Linked DNA regions of Homo sapiens: all the other regions are linked to region 1. A link is a loop called in an ENCODE intact Hi-C map of the cell type or tissue named here. Cell type or tissue: IMR-90. All regions are shown on one strand. Links, peaks and the distances in the headings refer to the core of each region. The heading gives the core; the rest is flanking DNA.

What was found. Hi-C counts contacts between places; a loop is a spot of excess contacts. Peaks named below come from ENCODE experiments on the same cell type or tissue, not always from the same donor. Only the 100,000 strongest peaks of a DNase experiment are listed, where the experiment ranks them.
Region 2: it touches region 1 in a loop (26-fold over the local background); 108 of 110 quality-filtered maps call a loop at or near these places.
Region 3: it touches region 1 in a loop (7-fold over the local background); 4 of 110 quality-filtered maps call a loop at or near these places.

Annotation. Positions count from the first base shown.
Region 1 is chr11:12,280,748-12,283,247 of GRCh38, reverse strand. It overlaps a transcript of MICAL2 not described here. Among named protein-coding and RNA genes, the nearest start is that of PARVA, 96 kb to the left of the region's middle. In IMR-90, for the core only: a CTCF peak has its summit at 1,216 (motif pointing right); DNase peaks (open chromatin) are centred at 1,247 and 2,287; H3K27ac peaks cover 639 bases.
Region 2 is chr11:12,045,682-12,049,139 of GRCh38, reverse strand. The region is part of intron 1 of LINC02547 (long intergenic non-protein coding RNA 2547); the gene reads right to left. Among named protein-coding and RNA genes, the nearest start is that of LINC02547, 17 kb to the right of the region's middle. In IMR-90, for the core only: a CTCF peak has its summit at 1,581 (motif pointing left); a DNase peak (open chromatin) is centred at 1,559; H3K27ac peaks cover 835 bases.
Region 3 is chr11:11,847,566-11,851,023 of GRCh38, reverse strand. All of the region lies in intron 1 of USP47 (ubiquitin specific peptidase 47), which reads right to left. Among named protein-coding and RNA genes, the nearest start is that of USP47, 7.3 kb to the right of the region's middle. In IMR-90, for the core only: a CTCF peak has its summit at 1,604 (motif pointing right); a DNase peak (open chromatin) is centred at 1,603.

The DNA.
Region 1 (2,500 bases), core at 1-2,500:
ATTGTGGTTAATGAAGCTCCATAAAACCCACACAAAGGGTCAACCCTGCATTATTTGGTAAAGTGATGGGGTTACCATAACCAGCAGCACAAAGCACAGCACTTAGACCTGTGCCAGAGAGCTTAACTGTACAATGTGGTCCACCTAGCAATGATAAAACAATGACTGATGAAGACTAACTCGACAAAGAATTGTTTGAGAGTCACGCATTCTACCCACTTACCTACTCTGTATTTTATTCTGGCGTTAAACTGGACTGTCAGAAACAAAATGCTTTGGCTTCACTACCCAACCCAACTAGTCTCCCAACACAACCCCATCCCGCTAAGAAAACTGCTATCACTGAGTCATGTTTTTTTGTCATGCCCTCACCTTCCAGCAAGGGTTGCTGTAAGAAACAGCCTCGAGAATACTAAGGCTGCATTTTCTGAGGAACTGTTAAGACATGATCGAACACATTTCTCAATATCATCTATTTGGTATGAGCCAGAAACTACAGAGTTAAGCATTAGGAGAAGTTGTGCCTACTCAGAGACCTGCTGCAAACCAATATATGTTTTCCTCATAAACAATGAGAGTAACGATGTTCTGTGTTTCCTTTTAAATGCTGGAAGCTAGAAAACTCAGAATCAAACTTATGATTCAATTAGAGCAACTGTTTAGGATTATGGTCTGCCTCTCTGGGGTCTATCCCTCCTAAACTGGTTTTGTTAGACCTGATTTTGAGGCTTGATCTTTCATATTTATAAATGTACAATTTTGTTTTATGTTTTTCTTGTAAGTTGCCTAAAACCGTCTGGCAATTGGAGGGGAAATGGAGGGAAGGGATGAAAGGCAGGCCAACTTCATATCTGGAAATGGGGAGCTGGAGCCCAGGGGGATGGAAGGGTACACCAAGGCCACGCAGTAACCAGAGGTGGGGCTGGACCCAGCTGGGCACAGGAGAGTACTCAGTTCAGTGCCAGTGCTGAGCCTTTCTGCACAGCCCCACAAATGGTACTTAACAAATGTGTTTGGATGATAATCTGTCCTTTTTAAAAAGTGTCACTTTTTTAAAAAATGAGGGTAAAATTCAACATTTCTAGAGTAAATTCAACAATTCCAGGATTTAAAAATATCTATATGAGTTCTTTCCGCCCCAGCCCTCGTCTTCCTGGGAAACCATCACTCCTGAAAACATTTCACGGACCAGGTGGCAATTCTGCTCATGACCACCAGGTGGCGATGCAGGACAAGTTGAGCTCCAGCTCTCCCAGGGCAACTAAGGCTGTGGGGCCATTGGGCAGCAAGTTTCCGTCAGGTTAGACTGTTTCTTCCCAGGCTCGTCCAGAAGTTACCCATAAATCAGACGATTTGGTCCCAAATTGTTGACTGAATCAAAACACTCAGTTCCAGGTCAACTTTGTATTAAACACAAGCTGGGCTGCTAAAGACAGCTACCTCTTAGTAAGCCAGAGCTTGGGCAGTGGTGGCTGGAGGGTGGCACCAGCACTGGCTGAGACTTCGGGAGACCACTCAGCCTGTTTGCTCACCTGTGAAACAGGCTTCGCACTAGTTACCCCACAGGGTCATCCTGGGATGACCACACGTATGGGAAAAGTCCTGGCCCATTACAGGTATGCAGTAAAAGTGTATTAATTGTTGTGTAGAAGTTTGGGTGCATCCCACAAGCCCCAAACACTGGTAATGGCCCCGGTGCTGTGCAGGTGGTCCCAGGGAGATGATGCCATCCAGGGCTGCATGTTGTCCAACAGCAGCTGGACCCAGCTCCCTTCCCTCAGGGGCTATGGGATGCTGGAGGGGCCCCTAAGGAGGTGCCCATACAGGAGGCAGGAGAGCGATCACTCCAGGCAAGAGAGACCTGCGGGCCCCTGATCCCTGCCAGCCTGTGACCAACCACAGCCAGCCAGTCCCCGTGATGTCTTCCCCACTGGGATTCCAAAGCTTCTCATGGAGAGGGAAGCCAGGCCTGGTTCAAGTCCCTTCACTGCCACTTGCGTCCCACTCCCCAAAGGTCCTAGCCCCACCGCCTTGAAGCCTGAGGGCGAGGCTTCCTGTCACCTGGTCCTCCAAGAGGGAAATTCAGCTGTGGGGGTCTCTGTTCCCTCCCCACTTCCCAGAATCAAGCCTGGTGGGCTCTCTGCTTACCGTGCACAGCTCTGGGCTCCTCAGGGCACTGTGGAGAGACTGCCCTGCTCAGGGCCTCCCCTAGGGACGTGTGCGGTAGATGCGGGGATCCTGGCCGCCAGGGTTTCTCTTCACAGGGTTCTGTGTGGGAGCCCTCGCTGCCACCATAGTCAGACTCTGTGTCAGAGCTGGAAGGAGGAAGGAGTGGGTGGGTGAGTCAGGGGGCCTGGAACCCATGCCCCAACACACCCACACTGCGTCCTGCCCAGGACTGCTCCAGCGCACCTGGGGGGCCTGGGCTTAGTCCTGTGTGCCCAGAGCCCAGCTTCGGACTTTGTTATGGGTTGAATTGTATTCCTGAAAACTCATATGC
Region 2 (3,458 bases), core at 485-2,984, 230 kb after region 1:
CTAAGAATTGTTTTCAGGTTGCTTCATGGGCCTTATCTTGCCTTCTGACCTAGATTGCAATCTCCTTCTAGGCAAGAATCAAGCCCGGTGCAAGAATCAAGCCCGGTGCTGCCTTTGAACGAGATGTGGAACCCGACACAGGTCTGGACACAGTATAGCCAGGGGATGAGGGCTTGTGGGTGAGTGCACGCAGAAAGGCACACTCGGCTGGGGCGGTAAGGCCGCAAAACTGTGTCCTAGGCACTGCGTTTTGTGATTTATCTGTCTTAGCTCATCTAATAATAACTGTGGCGGCAGGGTGATATTATCCCCAGTTTAGAGATGAGAAAACAGAGATTGAAAGAGATTAAGTGACTTCTCTGAAGCCACAAAAGTAGTCCAGTTGTCTCTTGCTAACTGTGGGGGTTTGGTTGCCTGATCCCCTTGAATACCAAAGTCTGCGGATGCTCAAGTCCCGTGTCAGCCCTGCAGAGCCCTTGCATAGAGGACACTTTGCTTGTAACCAGCAAAATCAGGGGTTAATCCTAGGTGGGTCTGACTGCCTTTCTCATAACCTTGTAACAACCATATCCATGGGAGGCAGCATGCTAACAGTGAACTCTCTGAAATTCTAAAGCACACCCTACCCACAAGAGATCAGAGCAAGTTCTAGGGTGGCACTGTCCAACAGAACTTTCAATGATGGAAATGTTTATTTCTGTGCTGACATGAGAGCCACTGGCCACATGTGGCCATCGAGTACTTGAAATGTGGCTAATGAAGTAAAGAACTGGATTTTAAATTTTATTTTATCTTAATTTGTTTATTTATTTGAGACAGGGTCTTGCTCTGTCACCCAGGCTGGAGTGCAGTGGCGTGATCTTGGCTCATCGTAGCCTCAACTTCCTGGGCTCAGGTGATTCTCCCACCTCAGCCTCCCAAGTAGCTAGGACTATAGGTATGCACCACCATGCCCGGCTAAGTATTTTGGTAGAGACAGGTTTCAACAAGTTGCCCAGCCTGGTCTCAGACTCCTGGGGTCAAGAGATCTGCCCACCTCAGCCTCCCAAAGTGCTGGGATTATAGGTATGAGCTACCACCCCCCAGCCTGCTTATTTAATCTTAATTAAAACGTAAGTACTGTGGTCACATGTAGCTAGTGGCTTCCATATTGGATAGTGCTTCCCAACCACGTCCATGTCAAGTCAACATAGAAAATACTAATTACGCAATAATGAGACTGTTTGCTGCCAGAGGCAACTGGCTCAAGGGGTCCTGCCTTCCTGACCCCACCTAGCCTCCCTCAACAAATCTGTAGGCCACTTTAGGCACACTAGCTCTTCACAATGGTCAAGCTTCCTGCCAGCTCCCAGCCTCTGGGCCTGGAACACCAAAGTCATTGTGATCGTAAGAAATGCCAGCATAGGAGATGTGCAGGACCTTGTCAGTTCTTGCATGGTGTCCTTTCCTCCATTCCACACACAGTGCCTGGCCCTGGGCAGGGGCTGGGGTAAAAAGAACTCAGAGCCAGCCCTCACTAAGCACTCCCACGAGGCCATCTGATTCATATGCCCCAAACTGTTCTTTTTTGGCAGCACTTTGGCGCCCCCTCCTGGGCATCCTGCAGAGTTCAGGTGCGCATAAATTTGCCAGGAGGGGACAAGGACTTGGCCCTGGGACTGACCGCAGGGCTGTCAAAGACTTCCAGCCCCCCTGGCCAGCCAAGTGAGGGAATGCCTGCCCTTTTTCCAGGCCCAACTGGGGCAGCTCTTTTTCCTGCAGGGAAAAGGCACTTTACTGGCAGCCCTGGGGAAGAGGCAGGGGAGGCAGCTGAGTCTGGAAACGGGAGCATTCCAGAGCCCAGGCCTCTAGGCCCCTGTGCACTCTTCACACTGTGCCAACCCTGGATTTTCAGAGAGAAACCAGAGAGGATGGCTTGGCAGAGGCCCTTTTGGAGGTAACTGGGAAGCAGGAGAGGATGTGAAGTCAAGGCTGGTCTCTGAAGTGGAGGAGTTGGCCACAGGGAGAGAGGAGATAGGAAAGGACTTTGCAGTGGAGGGGGCAGCCAGGGAAAGCCCTGGAGGAGAAGGGGAGGGTGATCACCAGGGCATTAAAGCGGTCAGCGTGGCTGGAGTGGAGAGGTTGAGTGGAGATGAGGGAGGTGGTGAGGCTGCTGAGGTGAGGAGGCTGAGGTAGGAGGATCGAATGAGCCCCAGAGATCAAGGCTGCAGTGAACCGAGATCATGCCACTACACTCCCACCTGGGCACTGGAACAAGACCCTGTCTAAAAGAAAATGTGAAAACCATTCTTAGCTCTTAGGGCATACAGACACAGGTGGCAGGCAGAGTTTGGCTTGAGAGCTATAGTTCACTCACTCTCATTCTATCAGAAGGTGCCTGGATGGTGCATGGACAGGCCAACCCCTCTCCCACCCTCCAGCCTTTCCCCATCGCTTCACTTTCAAGTCTCATGCAGCCAGCCAGCCAGGTTTAAACACCACCTCCTCCAAGAGGACTTTTCTTACCTTCCCAGTCCAAGTTAGCCTCCCCCACTGTATTACTCCATTTTCACACTGCTGTAAAGAACTGCCTGAGACGGGGTAATTTATAAAGAAAAGAGGTTTAACTGACTCACAGTTCCACAGGCTTAACAGGAAGCATGACTGGGAAGCCTCATGACACTAACAATCATGGCGGAAGGCGAAGAGGAAGCAAGGACCTTCTTCACATGGTGGCAGGACAGAGAGCAAGGGAATCTACCACACGCTTTTAAACCATTAGATCTCATGAGAACTCACTATCACTAGAATGGCAAGGGGGAAAACAGCCCCCATGATCCAATCACCTCCTACCAAGTCCCTTCCTCCACACGTGGGGATTACAATTCTAGATGAGATTTGGGTGGGGACAGAGAGCCCAACCATATCACCCATCAACTTTGTGCCCCTTATAAAGTTACTGACCAGTAACTTACTGACCTCTGGGTGTGTATATGTGTGTGTGTATATATGTTTGTGTGTGTGTGTGCATGTGTGTGTATGTGCATGTGTGTGTTTGTATGTGTGTGGATATGTGTGTGTGTGTGTATTTGTGTATGTGTGTGTATTGTGTATATGTGTGTGAGCGCCTTTCCTTGCACCAGCCCTGTGCTGTGCCGTGCAGTAGCCACTAGCCACATGTGGCTATTTAGGGCTTGAAATGTGGTGAGTCCAAATTGAGATGTGCTGTGGGTGTAAAATACACACAGAATTTCAAGCAGCATAGAAAACAAGAATATAAAATATTTCATTAATTTTCCAGCTCTTAGGGAAGTTGATGAATTTTAATTACTGAATTTTATTTTAATTACATTTTAAAATGACAAGATATTGGATATATCTTATTAAATGTATTATTATTAAATTTATTTTTATGGTGTTTCTTTTTACCTTTTTTTTTTTTTTTTTTTTTGAGACAGGGTCTCACTCTGTCCCCTAGG
Region 3 (3,458 bases), core at 485-2,984, 430 kb after region 1:
CCAATATGATGATATTAGGAAGTGGGATCTTTGGATGGTGACTGGATCAAGAAGGCAGGGCCCTCATAAATGAGATTAGTGCCCTTGTAAAAGAGGCCCCAGAGAGCTGCCTTGTCTCCTTCCACCATGTGAGGACACAGCGAGACGGTGCTGCTCTGTGAACCAGAAAGCAGGCTTTTACCAGACACCAAATCTGCCGGCACCTTTATCTTGGACTTCCCAGCCTCACTCACAGGAACTGTGAAAAATAAATTTCTGTGGATTATAAGCCACCCAGTTTATGGTATTTTGTTTTTGCAGCCCAAATGGACTAAGACTGGGAGTCTGCAAGGAAATCATCCAGATTTACCATCCTACACAAAAAACCATAATCACACAAAAGCAGAGCTTCCATTCAGCTTAGGGCCTCTCTCTTAAATAAGCACAGACTGCCAAGGATCATGAGACATCTAAGGAAAGCAACAAATATGAAAGATAAAGACCAAAGCAAACAAACAGAAAAAGGAAATTTGGAAGAAAAAGAATATGCAGACAAAAAAAAAAAAAACTACCAATATTTCCTAAGAGAGATAAGACACTGCATCCATAAAACAAATATAGGATTTTTTTTTCAAAAAAAGGAATGGAAACTATACATATTATAGCAGAAATAAGAACTTAGTAGAAAAACTGGAAGACAAAGTTGAGAAAAATCTCCCAGAAAGCAAAGAAAAAAAATGTAAAGAAATGGAAAATAGATGAAAATAGACAAGAAAATTAGAGAAACCCATCAGTAGGCCCAACATCTAACAACAGGAATTCAAAAGAGAGAGGAGAGATAAAATGAAGGAGAGGAAATCAAAGAAATTATTTAAGGAAAATTTGCAGAATTTATGAGATAAATTCCAGATTGAACAGGATTAGCAGAATGAATTAAAAAAACAGACATATAACTACATAATACAAGAATTTCAGAACTCTGGGGACAAAGATTCTCTCTCTAGCTCGCAAAGAGAAAAAAAGAAAGTTTCAAAATAGTTGAAAAGGATGTTCTAAGCATCTGATCTCAACATCGACACAGAAAAATAGAAGACAGTAGAGCAATGCCTTCAAAATTCTGAGAAAAAATTATTTCTGACTCAGAGTTCTCTGCCCAGCCAAACTATCCATAAAACAAGAGGGGAGAAAAAACATTTACAGACATGTATAGTCTTGAAAAAATTCTATCCCATCCAGAGAACTATTGAAAGTGGCCCTTCAAAATGAGAAAGTAAACAAAGACAGCCAAAGATACCAGATACAGAAACAGGGGCTCCAAAACAAGACAGAACTGAGAGAATCATAAAGATGACAGTAAAGCAAGTCCAAGACAACAGCTGCACAAAAGTTCTAGCTTTAACAAGTTCAAACTGGAGTAGGTCAGAAGGCCCTGGGAAAGAGCTTCTCACGAAGTCAAAATTGGTAGGTTTGAAGATAAGCCATTTATACACTTGAGAGATAGTTTGGGCTAAATCAGGGTTTCTCAACAACAGCTCTACTGACATTGTGGGCCTTCTAATTCTTTGTTACAGGAGGCTGTCTTGTGCAGTGCAGAAGAATATTTGGCAGCATACCTGGCTTCTACCCACTAGATGTCAGTAGCACACACCCGCACTCTCCTCCCCTCCCCCAACATTGCCAAATGTCCTCTGGAGAGAAAATGGGCCCCAATTGATAACCACTTGGCTAATTTAATAAGTATACAGAAAACTAAGCAAAGCAAAATTGTTAAAAATTACTAACTCTGGCCTAGCTAACATGGTGAAAATGGAGTCATTATAAACTGAAATACTGATGTATACAGGCTGGGCATGGTGGCTCACGCCTATAGCCCTAGTACTTTGGGAGGCTGAGGCAGGAGGATTGCTTAAGCCCAGGAGTTCAAGACCAGCTTGTGCAATAATAGTGAAACTCCATCTCTATGAAATGCGGATGTATCCAAACGACTTGCAGTATGACAATATTGGGAGTACTGGGCAGGGTTAAAATGTGTGCTTGTGTGTGGTTGGGGATAGTGGTAAACCCTCATTTTTACTTAAACTGAAAAATATCTTAAACTGAAAAATCAAGAAGTAACACTATAAAAACGCTAGTTTCGGCTGGGCATGGTGGCTCACGCCTGTAATCCCAGCACTTTGGGAGGCCGAGGCAGGCGTATCACGAGGTCAAGAGATCAAGACCATCCTGGCTAACACTGTGAAACCCCATCTCTACTAAAAATACAAAAAATTAGCCAGGTGTGGTGGCGCGCGTCTGTAGTCTCAGCTACTCAGGAGGCTGAGGCAGGAGAATCGCTTGAACCCGGGAGGCAGAGGTTGCAATGAGGTGATATCGCACCACTGCACTCCAGCCTGGGTGACAGAGTGAGACTCCGTCTCAAAAAAAAAAAAAAAAAAAATGCCAGTTTCAAATATGGAAGTAAGTATCAAAAGAATGAGTTGAAAGCAGTTGCCCCTAGGCAGCCTGAAATGAGGGGAAATTTGCAGAGACCTACTGTTTTTGTAAATATAGTCATGTGCCATATAAAGACATTTTGGTCAACAATCACAAAGATGACAGTGGTCCCATAAGATTACAAATACCATATTTTTACTGTACCTTCTGTATGTTTGAACACACAAAGACTTATGATGTATTACAACTGCCTACAGTATTCAGTACAGTAACATGCTGTAGCCTAGGAGCAACAGGCAATGCCATATAGCCTAGGTGTGTAGCAGGCTAAACCATCTAGGTTTGTGCAAGCACACTGTATCATGTTCAAATGATGTCTAATGATACATTTCTCAGAATAGGTCCTCATCATTAAGTGACAAGTGACTATAGTTCTGCAGAGCTATTTAACTCTTATAAATATATGCATGTATTAAACATAACTTTGATAAAAATTAAATTTAAAAAATCAACTGAATCCATATTATCAAGGACTTTCCTACTGGTTAAAGCTACCTTGATTTAGAATCAAATAGCTATGTAACTTTGAGCAAGTTACTTAGCATCTTTAAGCCTAGTTTCTTCATGTGTAAAATGGATAATGAAGAATAATAGCTAATACTGTCATACTGTCAAATGAGATAATGTAAGTGAACTGGTTAGCATAGTGTCTAGCACATACTGTTTACAAATAGTACCTATCATTCAAATTGCAATCAGAGGGTAATAATTATAAACTTTAAAACAGGTAAATCTTAATCTCATCTGTTTTAGAAAGTAACCCTGGCAGTTGTGGGGAGGATGGTTAAGAAAGGAAAGGCCTTGGAAGCAGACTGACCAATTAGAAAGGCTACACATTGGAGAAAATAACAATAATTAGACAAAGGCAGAGCCATGGAGAGAAAGATAAGGATACAGAGACATTTTCTAAGTGGTGAACTATATGTGAGAAAAAGGAAAAGAGAGGAGTCAAAAACTGTTCTAACTTAAGCATATAAATAGATGGC